Regions from separate parts of the Homo sapiens genome. Here regions 2, 3 and 4 are each linked to region 1. Evidence: chromatin contacts called from ENCODE Hi-C or POLR2A ChIA-PET data. All regions are on one chromosome and are shown on one strand. Each heading gives the region's core, a stretch centred on a gene start or an enhancer-like site at or near the end of the contact. The rest is flanking DNA. Distances are from core to core; before and after follow the strand shown.

Region 1 (3,260 bases), core at 270-2,769:
CTTTGCCCGAAATCCAACTCCTAAAGGGACTTACAATTCTTTTGTTCTACTGCCTAGGGCAGTGGTATAAACTCATACATTTAACAGCTTGATTTTTTTTGGTTGGGTATGTATGGGAGCATATGGGTGATCCATTTCACATGTAGAAATGAGAATTGCACCCCTGGAAGAGATGGTCATGTGACTTCGGCCCATGTGTTCTGGAACCCATGCTGGTTCCATTTTGCTATAGGGGCATCACGGGGATTTATGCTTGGACTGGAACGAACCGTGGAAAGACCCCAGGTGACCCTAATCTGCAAGATCCACTTGGGTTCTAGGCAGCCTCAATCAGAAGATTATTTCAAAACTGGCTTTTTTTTAGGGTCTTTAGGGGACTTTTTGGCTTCTCTTAAGCGGCAGAGAAGCTTTAGAGTTTGGGCAATAAAGTATAAAATTAACCTCTGGGTTTTGGTCCATTTCTGTTTCTAAGAAGTAGATCTGATACTTCCCTTGTCAGCTTTTATAACTCTTGCAAAGCTCAAGAGAGACAAGAATACCAATGAATCATATGAACCAGGTGGCAGCAAATGATGGCCCGTGGGACACATTTAGCCTGCTGCTTGTTTTTGTACAGCCCACAAACTAAGAATGGTTTTTACTTTTTTTTTTTTTTTTTATATGGATTCTGGCTCTGTCACCCAGACTGGAGTGCAATGATGCGATCTTGGCTCACTGCAGCCTCTGCCTCCCAGGTTCAAGTGATTCTCATGTCTCAGCCTCCTGAGTAGCTGGGATTACAGGTGCCTGCCACCATGCCCAGCTAATTTTTTGTATTTTTAGGTTTTGCCATGTTGGCCAGGCTGGTCTCGAACTCATGACCTCCAGTGATCCGCCCTTCTTGGCCTCCCAAACTGCTGAGATTACAGGCATGAACCACTGTGCCTGGCCTATATTTTTAAAGTGTTGAAACAAAAAATAGGCCAGGCATGGTGGCCTGTAATCCCAGTGCTTTAGTAGGCTGAGGCGGGAGGATTGCTTGAGGCCAGAAGTTAGAGGTTACAGTGAGCTACTCATGCCACTGCACTCCACCCTAGGCAACAGAGGGAGCAGAGGGAGACTGTCTAAAAAAAAAAAAAAAAAAAATTGAAAAAATAAAAAGATGGCTATTTTTGTGACATGTGAACATTATATGAAATTCAAATCTTGGCATCCATAAATAAAGTTTTATTGGAATGCAGCCAGGCTGGTTGGTTTACTTACTGCCTATAGCTGCTTTTGTTCTTCCATGTCAGAGTTGAGGCTATGCAACAGAGACGGTATGATGTGTAGAGCCTAAATAGTAAATATCCAGCCCACACAGAGAAATTCTGCCCGCCTCTGTAAGGCACAGTACACACATAAGACATGCTTGTTGTAGCTGTGATCTTTCTTCATGGCGCTGGGGCTATGAACTATCTAATTGCTAAGATTCTGGAGGTGCAGGGCCTCAGGGAGGTGCCATGCACATACAATACAAGGGGTATAGCGCCCCCTGGAGGCAACGTTGGATTTGAAGCAGCCAGTGTGGTGGACAGGCCTTGCGGGGAGTGAGGAGGCCTGATTCTAACCTTGGCCCTGCAGAGAACTCCCTGGCTATGTAACTCAGGGGCAGATCTCACCGAACTTCTCTGGGCCTCAAATCCACATCTGTAAAAGGAAGGGGTTGTACTCTCAATGGTTCTAAAACTCCTTCTCTTCCTCTGTCCCTTCCTTTCTGCATTCTTCTTGGCAGAATCCTTTCCTCAAATCAGTGCTCCGATAGACCCCTAATACAGTAAACAGCTGAAGGTGGAGAGTCTCTGTTGGAAGTGGGTCTTGGCCTAAGCCTCCCTCATTGACCCATGATGACTGCACAGAAGAGATTTCCAAACTCCTCCCAGCCCTAGCAGTTATGGGTCCAGGGCCTCATCACTGAGAACAGCCCCACACCAGTTTACTTTTCATTTTTTAGAGTGAGGGTTTTACTCTGTCACCTAGCCTGGAGTGCAGTGGTGCCATCATAGCTCACTGAAGCCTCGACGTCCTGGGCTCAAGTGATCCTCCTGCCTCAGCCTCCTGAGTAGCTGGGATGATAGGTGCACGCCACCACACCTAGCTCATGTTTTTATTTTTATTCTGTAGAGACGGCGTCTTGCTGTGTGGCCAGGCTGGTCTTGAACTCCTGGGCTCAAGCAATTCTCCCGCCTCAGGCTCCCGAGTAGCTGGGACTGCATGTGTGCACCACCATGCCCGGCTCAAATCAGATCTTTGCATGCATGCTTTGAGGCCACATATTCTGGTTCAGTCAACCAGAATGTTCTGTGGTGCTGGCGTTTCCCAATCATCCCTCACATGTTGTTAGTAGTAATAGTAGCAGCTAAAATTTACTGAGCACTTACTGCTTTCCAGATAACTAGGCGAAGCCTCAAGGGGTCTTTTGTCATTGAATATAGACAACAGCTCAATGAAGTAGGTGCTATAATTACTCCCAGTTTACAAACAAGAAGAGGTAGGAGGACTACTTGAGCCCAAGAGTTGGAGGCCAGCCTGCCTAACACCTGCAAGACACCTTGTCTCTTAAAAAAGAAAGAAAGAAAGAAAAAAATGACTTTCATAAAACCAATGGACAAGGTGTTAAAAACAGTCCTGGAAGACTATGTTAACATGGAAAGGCCCAAAGCATTGTGTCAGAAGAATCATTACCTGGGACTGAAATAGAATGCAAGAGGCAGGGAATGACAATTGGTCACAGTAACAGAAGATAATGATTTCTGAGCACTGGGTAGCACCAATGACTAACTGTATGTTCTGTCCCATGCACCCACACAGCAATACATGTTATTGATCCTATCACTATTTCCATTTGACCAATGTGGAAACTGAAGCCTAGAAAGGTTAAGTTTTGGGCCAGGCACAGTGGCTTATGCCTGTAATCCCAGCACTTTGAGAGGCAAAAGTGGGTGGATCACTTGAGGTCAGGAGTTCGAGACCAGCCTGGCCAACATGGGGGAAACCCAGTTTCTACTAAAAATACAAAATTTAGCCAGGAGTGGTGGTGGGCACTCGTAATCCCAGCTACTTGGAAAGCTGAGGCAGGAGAATCGCTTGAACCTAGGAGGTGGAGTTTGCAGTGAGCTGAGATTGTGCCACTGCACTCCAGCCTGGGCGACAGAGCGAGACTCCGTCTCAAAAAAAAAAAAAAAAAAGAAAGAAATATTTGGTGCATTGGCTCCAGACTATATACCTGCAGGCATGAGCAA
Region 2 (2,992 bases), core at 314-2,813, 72 kb before region 1:
TTTTATATATCTGTATTTATATCTAGCTTAGTACAGTAGCCTAGCTCAATAAATGGTATCAGAGGAACCCACCCCCAATATTTCAACATAGGTTCTTTCTATCTTCCATAAGTGTTGGCCAGCTGAGAAATAAAGAGAAAGAGTACAAAGAGAGGAATTTTACAGCTGGGCTGCCAGGGGTGACATCACATATCGGTAGGACCATGATGCCCACCTGAGCCTCAAACCAGCAAGTTTTTTATTAAGGGTTTCAAAAGGGGAGCAGGTGTAAGAACAGGGAGTAGATCACATGCTTCAAAGGGCAGAAAGGAGAACTACTGATAAGGGTCTAACAAAGATCACCAGGCAAAGGGCAAAAGCAGAACTACTGATAAGGGTCTATGTTCAGTGGTGCATGTATTGTCTTGATAAACATCTTAAACAACAGAAAATAGCGTTTGAGAGCAGAGAACCAGTCTGACCACAAATTTACCAGGGCTGGGTTTTTCCCCACCCTAGTAAGCCTGAGGGTACTGCAGGAGACCACTGTGTATCTCAGTCCTTATCTCAACCACATAGGACAGACATTCCCAGCGTAGTCATTTACAGACTTCCCCCCCAGAAATGCATTCCTTCCCCAGGGTATTAATATTAATATTCTTTGCTAGGAGAAGAATTTAGTGATATCTTCCCTACTTGCATGTCCATTTATAGGCTCTTTGCAAGAAGAAAAATATGGCTCTTTTTGCCTGACCCCGCAGACAGTCAGACCTTATGATTGTCTTCCCTTGTTCCCTAAAAATCGCTGTTATTCTGTTCTTTTTCAAGGTGCACTGATTTCATATTGTTCAAACACACACGTTTTACAATCAATTTGTACAGTTAACACAATGATCACAGTGGTCCTGAGGTGACGTACATCCTCAGCTTATGAAGATAACAGGATTAAGAGATCGAAGAAGACAGGCATAAGAAATTATAAAAGTACTATTTGGGAACTGATAAATGTCCATATTAAAATGAAATCTTCACAGTTTATGTTCCTCTGCCATGGCTCCAGCCTGTCCCTCCGTTTGGAGTCCCTGACTTCCCGCAACAAAATGGTAGTCATTATAACTGTTATTTAACTTTCCAATGAAACTGCTGCCCCCTAGAAAAGGTTATCCCACAAGTCATATGCAAACGGTCCTTTTTTTTTTTTTTCAAGACAGAGCCTTGCTCTTTCACCCAGGCTGGAGTGCAATGGCACAGTCTCGGTCCACTACAACCTCCGCCTCCCAGGTTCAAGCAATTCTCCTGCCTCAGCCTCCCGAGTAGCTGGGACTGCAGGCACCTGCCACCATGCCCAGCTAATTTTTGTATTTTTAGTAGAGATGAGGTTTCACCATATTGGCCAGGCTGGTCTGGAACTCCTGACCTTGTGATCTGCCTGCCTTGGTCTCCCAAAGTGCTGGGATTACAGGAGTGAGTCACCAAGCCCAGCCAGCAAACTTTTCATTGTTTTCTGAGTTAAACATAGGCGTGCCTCTTGTCTGCCTGATCTCAAGCATCCCTGGCTGTGAGCCCTCCCTGATCTCCAGGGAGATATCTTTGCTCCTCCTCTGGGATTGGGGTCTGCCTATGCTGTTTCTCAGTTGCCGTCATCGTCTGTCTCCATAACCATCTCTCTCACCGAACCAGGCTTTGTGCATCTTTGTATTCTGGGTACCCAGCGCAGCATGTCAGGAAATTCAATTCAATAAACTGAGAAATAAGTTCACTGAGAGTTTAGGTTTATTTACTTTATCTTGTTAACAACTGCAATGATAACACTGCGGGTTAGGGAGCAACTTTCATGTTTAGTCTCAAACGTTTTCTCAAGAGTCGGTGCCGGGGCCTCCCAGCATTGCAGTGAGCTCGGGACATTCTTAGCTGCTTCAAACAAGAAGATATAGCCTGTTTAACTTGCCAGGATTCATGTAACAGAGGCCTGGTCCCATCTGGGCATGTACAAGACTTGCTTCATTTACCTGGAAATTGCAGGTATCTCTTCCTCATAATGAGGTTTCTGAAATATTCCTTGTTTTTCAGAGACTCAAGCTATTAGCCAAGTAGGAGCTAGCAATAGCTCTTAACCAATGGCAAAAGGGTCAGATATTTCCTGTGCTGTTTTTACTGTTTATAGCAGGGCTGACACAATTTGCTGTGGGAAGAAAGACTTGAACTGTCATTATAGATTTTCTCTCCTTGTGTGTGACTTAGCAGGACACTGACATTGGGTCCTCCCTGAAGGTCATCTTGAACCGAATATGCGCCCCTAACTTTCCTTCCAACCAGGCAACAACGGCACAATTTCTTGGCTATATCTTGTTTGCTTTTCAGCAACGGCAAGCCAAAAGCCATCCCAGCACAGAAATAACTGGGATGCCTTTTGTTTCTTTGGCAACTGTTATATCACTCTTGCCTTTCCTTATTTGATGAGAAGGTAGTAGAGAAAAAAATGATAGTGATAATCTCACACAATATGTAGGTATTTTTACAAACCAGTCTTATACTTGAAAATAATTTTATAATACATCAGGAAAATATCAAAGAAAAATATAAGGAAAAGGGAAGAATAGGATTATTGTTAGAAAATATAAAATACCATACTTGCCTTTAGAGAAAAATTTACAGTGTAATTAAATGAGCCAATATCAAGGTGTTTTAATAATCTAAAATATTATTTTTATATACCCTACCACGTAAAATACTCGGCAGGGATCTAACAAATGAAATGTAAACCTTTCCTATATTTCTTTTACATACCATCAATATAGCTTACTACTATTTTGCTTCCTTTACTCACATGCTTAAGAATGAAGTACTATCCTAAAGCAGAAGAAAAATAAAGGCACATCAAACATGCATGCTGCCTATTAACATCTGTTTATTCTAATTTAATTTTTTTTTTTTTTTGAGATGGAGTCTCCCTCTGTCACCCAGGCTGGAATGCAGTGGCACGATCTCAACTCACTGCAACCTCTGACTCCCT
Region 3 (3,056 bases), core at 213-2,712, 94 kb before region 1:
TGAGTGGCTGCAACTACCTGCTTGAGCTCGGTTATGTATATACCACTTCCATTTGATAATGAATGCTGCTGTGCACGCCCCACTGTGTGGCTAGATGGGTCAGAAGGCACCCAGTTTATGTATGACAGGCAGTTCAGGTCGCATGGTGACTTGATGACCCATAATCAAACGTTCAGTTTCCACCAAAGCCCAGTAACAGGCCAAGAGCTGTCTCTAAAAATGAAGGTAGTTATCTGCAGAAGATGGCAGGGCCTTGCTCCAAAATCCTAGAGGCCTTCACTGTGATTCACCTATGGGGGCCTGCCAAAGGCTCTAAACAGCATCCCTATCTGCTATGTGACAAATCACTCAAAAATTTAGCAGTTTAAAACAATTTTTTATTTTATCTTTTTTTTTGTTTTTTTTGAGACAGGGTCTCACTCAGTCACCCAGCCTGAGTGCAATCACTGCTCACTGCAACCTCGAACTCCTGAGCTCAAATAATCCTCCCACTTCAGCATCCTGAGGAGCTAGGACTGCAGGCAGGCACCACCATGCCCAACTAGAGATGGAGTCTCACCATGTTGCCCAGGCTGGTCTCGAACTCCTGGACTCAAGTGATCCTCCCACCTTCGCCTCCCAAAGTGCTGGGATTACAGGCATGAGCCATCACATTTGGCCTTGTTTTCTTTTCTTTTTTTTTTTTTTTTTGAGATGGAGTTTCACTCTTGTTGCCCAGGCTGGAGTGCAATGGTGCAATATTGGCTCACTGCAACCTCCACCTCCTGGGTTCAAGCCATTCTCCTGCCTCAGCCTCCCAAGTAGCTGGGATTACAGGTATGCACCATCATGCCTGGCTAATTTTGTATTTTTAGTAGAGACAGTGTTTCACCATGTTGGTCAGACTGGTCTCGAAATCCTGACCTCAAATGATCCACTTGTCTCGGCCTCCCAAAGTACTGGGATTACAGGCATGGGCCACCATGCCTGGCCAATTTTACTTTTTAATCTCACTGTAATTGTGGGCCAGGGATTCAGGAGAGGCTTAGATGAGTGGCTCTTGCTCAGGATCTCTCACGTGACTGTACTCAGGATGTTGGTTAGGGCTGCAGTCATCTGAATGCTTAGCTGGGGCTGGGGGTCTGCTTCCAAGATGGCTCACTAGGGTGGTTTCTGGCAGGGCCTCCATTCCTTGCTGGGTGTTGGCAGGAAGCCTCTCTTCCTCACCATGCAGCTTGTGCTCTCATGTGGGCTAACTTCCCCCAGAGCAAGCAATCTCAGAGAGAGGGAGGAGGGAGCTGCAGCGCATTTTATGATCTGCCTTCCAGAGTCACACCCATCACTTTCACTTTATTCTGTGCATTAGAAGCCAAAAGCTAAGTCCAGCCCACACCCAAGGGGAGGGAAGTGAGGCTCCACCTCTTAAAGGGAGGATTCTCAAAAATGTGTGAGTATATTTAAAAATCACCGCAGCTTTTTAATATTGTCCCAACAAGGCTGTGCAAGAAACAATCAGGAAAGCTCAGCAGCATAAAACTGTAAGTGTTTATAGTTCATGCATCTGAGAGTTGCCTGGGCAACTCCCCTGACCTCAGCAGGGGTCGTTCACACCTTTGAGGATGGCTTTATTTAAGCAAGGACAACCTGCTTACATCAGGTGGGATAACTTCTGATACAGATTTAATTTTGGTTTGAGGTTTATGTCACCAGTATAATTACTATTTTAAATAATATATTACTAGAAACACATGAACAAACTTGTTTCTAGACATGCTAAAAATGTATTGAAAGCCCCATTTCATTCAGAATGAAATAATAATTTCACATGTGACTTGTAAAATCAATTGTCTCCATATTTACAATTTACCTTTGAGGTGATGATACTGGTGTTGTTATGTTTGTTGTTTTATGTGATTAACTTACAAATATCATCCAATTTTCTTTTCCACTCTATTTTACAAATAATCTGAATATATTCATTGACGTATATATATATTTGTTGTGTTTTGTTTTGTTTTTTAGAAGCAGTCTTGCTCTGTTGTCCAGGTTGGAGTGCAGTGGCACGATCTCGGCTCACTGCAACCTCTGCCTCCTGGGTTTAAGTGATCCTCCTGCCTCAGTCCCCCTGGTAGCTGGGGTTACAGGCATGTGCCACCGTGCCTGGCTAATTTTTGTATTTTTAGTAGAGACCAGGTTTTGCCGTTTTGGCCAGGCTGGTCTTGAACTCCTGACCTCAGGTGATCCACCCACCTCATTCTCCCAAAGTGCTATGGCTTAATAAATAAAATATTCTTTTTTTGAAGTAGAAATAATATTGTTTTTGTATTGCATTCAATTTTTTATGTATGCCTGTTTCATTTCATCAGTTTTAATCTTTGTGTTTTCATCTACAGTTTTAAAAATAGTTACAAAAATGCATTTTCTGGTATATTTGTATGTGTATTTAAAATTTACTGAGTTATCAGAAGAATGGTTTTGTTTTTCTAAATTGTCTGGCTTCATTACAGTAAGCATGAAAGATTTACATTTTATTCAATTTAAAAATGCTGAGAAAATGCTATGTTGCTTTGTTTTTTTAATTAACAGTTGAATCAAATTTGACATGCAAAATATCACACCTATATTTGAAGAATTGCCATACATCACTATTTTTCCCTTTTTCCCTCCCTTCCTTCCTTTCCTTTTTTTTCTGAGGCAGAGTCTCGCTCTCTGTTGCCCAGGCTGGAGTGCAGTGGCACGATTTCGGCTCACTGCAACCTCCACCTCCCGGGTTCAAGCAGTTCTCTGCCTCAGCCTCTCAAGTAGCTGGAATTACAGGCACCTGCCAACATGCCCGGCTAATTTTTGTATTTTGAGTAGAGACGGGGTTTCACCATTTTGGCCAGGCTGGTCCTGAACTCCTGACCTTGTGATCCACCCGCCTCGGCCTCCCAGAGTGCTGGGATTACAGGCGTGAGCCACCGCGTCCGGCTCTTCTTTCTTTTCTCTCTTTCTCTTTCTTTTTTTTTTTTCTCTTTCTCTGTTCTCTGTCTCTCTCTCTTTCTTTCTTTCTCTCTTTCTCTCTCCTTCCTTCCTTC
Region 4 (3,464 bases), core at 489-2,988, 120 kb before region 1:
TAATATAAGATCTCTCTCTCTTTTTTTTTTTTTTTTTTTTTTAGATGTAGTCTTGCTCTGTTGTCAGGCTGGAGTGCAGTGGCACGATCTCTGCTCACTGCAACCTCCGACTCCCTGGTTCAAGCTATTCTCCTGTCTCAGCCTCCTGAGTAGCTGGGATTACAGGAACGCACCACCACACCCAGCTAATTTTTGTATTTTCAGTACAGACGGGGTTACACCATGTTGGCCAGGATGGTCTCGATCTCCTGACCTCGTGATCCGCCTGCCTCAGCCTCCCAAAGTGCTGGGATTACAGGCATGAGCCACTGCACCCAGCCAAGACCTCTTTTAAAGGGGTTTCTAGTCAATAGATTTCTTTTTTCATTTGTTCTTTGGCTGGCTCATTGCTTTTAGAGACCAGAAACTACTGATTAAGGAGAGTAGACCTCTCTGCTATAACCTCTTTTTTCCATCTGCAGAACAGGTTTTCCTTGACTTCCATCTCTGGGGATGCAACCACAGAACCTTACAAAACATGTTTAAGTGCACGGTTTTAAGAGACGTTTGCATTCTTTATGAGTGCATGCATGTGTGGGGTTGGGGAGCTTTGCATGCCAGACTGTGACATCATATGTCTCCATGCCTATATTTGGAAGCCGGCTGGGTCCACAATAGCTGTGTGCTGAGAAGAATGGAAAGCTGATGATGGGCTCACAGGCTTTGATCTGTTAAATAAATATTTTTTCAAGAAGAGGAGCTTTAGGAATAAACCATTTCAGCCAGCACCTTTGTGATCATCCCAATTCTAAAACAGATGGAGATTCCTTGTACCTAGAGAAAGTTGAGTTTTAAACATTGAATAAAAATATGATTTTCTAGTTCTTGGCTCAGTCTCTTAATCACTTTTACCTCCACCGCATACAGAGCTGATGCTTGCAAAGGGAAGTTGTTACCCCCTACCCATTGGTTTCTGTCTGATTCTGATCAGGTAGTAATATTTCATAGAGCCGCCGCATGACACCAGCACATTTTCCCCACCCTGGACACATGTTTCCTTTCATTTTGGAAAAATTGTACTGTGAGCATAGCAAAGAGAATAACTTCTATGTCTTTCCTCTTATAAAGAATGTGCTTTTATAACATGTTTTTTAATTGATAAAGAGGTAAGGGTAATAAATGAGCATTTGATCCAAGTTTCAGCAAAGGACTCTTTATTGGAGTACAGACTCTAAAAGTTATTTTAGGCAAGTACCCAGAGGCAATTTTTAGAGCCACGAGGCTGAATTAGAAGATGATGATTCTGAATGAATTCTGCCACTCCTTAGACATAAATTACGTCTCCTTCCAAGTGGAGTGGCTAGTGGGCTAAGAGGACATATTTTAAAATAGTTGAATCCAAACATAAGCTGGATTTGCATTTTTTAAAGCCTATAGTTTGCTTTTCACATTTTCTCTCTTCCCCAGGGACTCTGGCATTGTATGGTCTATGCTGCTTTCTTACAAAGGTACCTTAGGTTCATTTTATGAGGTGTGGAATAGAGGACTAGCCTGGTGCTTGGACTGGCTGAACTTTCCATCCTGCTTTAAACAACCTGCTAAAAGTCAGTGTGATTTACAACAGTAGTTACAACTACCCTTTTACTTAGCCAGGGATATTCTCATGCTATCAAAAAATAGAGGCACATTTGGAACCACTGTCATTCCTATCCCTTGATTAATCATCTTGGTGATTCATTCATTAAACAAGTTTATGCAGCTAAGGGGCCTTCTTTGGTGAGGTAGGATGAAAGAGATCACTTGTCCTAGTTACATCCAGTACAATCTTTATTTTTTTATTTTTCTATTTTTTTAAATTTTATTTTCCATAAGTTATTGGGTTTTTTTTTTTTTTTTTTAGATGAAGTTTCGCTCTTGTTGTCCAGGCTGGAGTGCAATGGCATGATCTCAGCTCATGGTAACCTCCACGTCCCAGGTTCAAGCAATTCTCCTGCTTTGTCCTCCTGAGTAGCTGAGATTACAGACGCCCACCACCACGCAAGACTAATTTTTTGTATTTTTGGTAGAGATGGGGTTTCACCATGTTGGCCAGGCTGGTCTCAAACTCCTGGCCTCAAGCAATCCACCTGCCTCGGCTGCCCAAAGTGCTGGGATTACAGGCGTTAGCCATCACACCTGGCCACATCCAGTATAATTTTAAAGAGAGGGAGGGTCTACTGAACAGATACAAGGGGTGAAACCGCTTGATTATTTTCTCTTCTTCTTTTTTTTTTTTGAGACAGAGTCTTGCTCTGTTGCCCAGGCTGGAGTGCAATGGTGCGATCTCGGCTCACTGCAACCTCTGCCTCCCAGGTTCAAGCAATTCTCCTGCTTCAGCCTCCCTAGTAGCTGGGATTACAGGTGCCTGCCACCATGCCTGGCTAATTTTTGTATTTTTTAGTAGAGATTGGGTTTCATCATGTTGGTCAGGCTGGTCTCAAACTCCTGTCCTCAGGTGATCTGCCCGCTTCGGCCTCCCAAACTGCTGGGATTACAGGCGTGAGCCACCGTGCCTGGCCTGCTTGATTATTTTCATGAATTATTTCCATGTGTCCCAAGACCGTGTGGCAGGTGCTGGTGTCTGTAACATTCACTGGGGTCCTTTTCATGCCCGTGTTTTATGTTGTGTGAATCCATGCAGTTGAAATGAAAATTGCACACATACAAATACACACCCTATACCCCTCTACTCTCCAAAAAGACTCCTCAAATCTTTCTGAAAAATTAGGATGCCAGGTATGTATTTGTAAAAGGCCACCTGAGATGATCATCAGTACTGTTATTGAAGCTAGATGGGGTCTGCTTGCCTGACACGATAAGACCAGATATCCACACCGACGTTTGCAGTGGGAAGAAAGAAGGTGTTTATCTGCAGGTTACCAAGCAAGGAGGATCAGGCAGCTTATGCTTAAATCCTGACCTTGCAGGTAAGGGTTTTTTAAGGCAGGGGTGGCTGGGCTCAGTGGCTCACGCCTGTAATCCCAACACTTTGGGAGGCTGAGGCAGGTGGATCACTTGAGGCCAGGAGTTTGAGACCAGCCTGGGCAACATGGCAAAACCCCGTCTGTACTAAAAATACAAAAATTAGCTTGGTGTGGTGGTGCATGCCTCTAATCCCAGCTACACGGGTGGCTGAGGCAGGAGAATAGCTTGAACCTAGGAGGCAGAGGCTGCAGTGAGTTGAGATGGTCCACTGCACTCCAGCCTGGGCAACAGAGGGAGACTCCATCTCAAAAAAAAACAAACAAAAAAAGATGTTATCTTTAGTTTCCATAGGGAAGCAGACATCCCATGATTCTAGCTTCCTTGGCTGTTGCTTTAAGTTACTATTCCCTTCTTCTTGCTTATCAAGTTGTTTATTTATTTCTCAGGGCTGGCTAGGCACCTGGAATTTCCCTTGAAGGAATTCAAGATTTTCTTTCTTTCCATGCTTGTGGAGGCCTGCA

The links. Hi-C counts contacts between places; a loop is a spot of excess contacts on that map. ChIA-PET counts read pairs that join two places held with the same protein, here RNA polymerase II (POLR2A). Pooled maps may share reads with other maps.
Region 2: a loop to region 1 is called in a map of GM12878, with 2.3 times the contacts of the local background. The contact joins two enhancer-like sites. A Hi-C loop is called at or near these places in 9 of 168 maps with a recorded cell type or tissue (Caco-2, DLD1, GM12878 and 6 more) and 6 of 50 pooled maps. POLR2A ChIA-PET finds 5 or more read pairs at or near these places in 5 of 52 experiments (A549, AG04450, BJ and 2 more).
Region 3: a loop to region 1 is called in a map of endothelial cell of umbilical vein, with 4 times the contacts of the local background. The contact joins the promoter of LINC02643 here to the enhancer-like site in region 1. A Hi-C loop is called at or near these places in 9 of 168 maps with a recorded cell type or tissue (Caco-2, HCT116, PC-9 and 6 more) and 7 of 50 pooled maps. POLR2A ChIA-PET finds 5 or more read pairs at or near these places in 4 of 52 experiments (A549, AG04450, BJ and 1 more).
Region 4: a map of Caco-2 shows a loop between it and region 1 (6-fold over the local background). The contact joins two enhancer-like sites. A Hi-C loop is called at or near these places in 2 of 168 maps with a recorded cell type or tissue (Caco-2 and PC-3) and 2 of 50 pooled maps. POLR2A ChIA-PET finds 5 or more read pairs at or near these places in 5 of 52 experiments (AG04450, BJ, WTC11 and 1 more).

Annotation. Positions count from the first base shown.
Region 1 is chr10:21,277,155-21,280,414 of GRCh38, reverse strand. It overlaps a transcript of NEBL not described here. Among named protein-coding and RNA genes, the nearest start is that of LINC02643, 94 kb to the left of the region's middle. RefSeq lists an enhancer at 1,423-1,542. Within about 2 kb of position 1,519, at least 3 of the 41 ENCODE cell types and tissues checked have a DNase peak (open chromatin) inside an H3K27ac peak, as active enhancers do; they include PC-9, where a contact is called at or near this core.
Region 2 is chr10:21,349,227-21,352,218 of GRCh38, reverse strand. The region is part of intron 4 of LINC02643 (long intergenic non-protein coding RNA 2643); the gene reads left to right. Among named protein-coding and RNA genes, the nearest start is that of LINC02643, 22 kb to the left of the region's middle. Within about 2 kb of position 1,563, at least 2 of the 41 ENCODE cell types and tissues checked have a DNase peak (open chromatin) inside an H3K27ac peak, as active enhancers do.
Region 3 is chr10:21,371,356-21,374,411 of GRCh38, reverse strand. LINC02643 (long intergenic non-protein coding RNA 2643) reads left to right here and starts at 1,462. Exons shown (of 5, transcript NR_155751.1): 1 at 1,462-1,517. RefSeq lists enhancers at 1,178-1,472, 1,109-1,610.
Region 4 is chr10:21,396,950-21,400,413 of GRCh38, reverse strand. No RefSeq gene overlaps it. Among named protein-coding and RNA genes, the nearest start is that of LINC02643, 26 kb to the right of the region's middle. Within about 2 kb of position 1,738, at least 5 of the 41 ENCODE cell types and tissues checked have a DNase peak (open chromatin) inside an H3K27ac peak, as active enhancers do.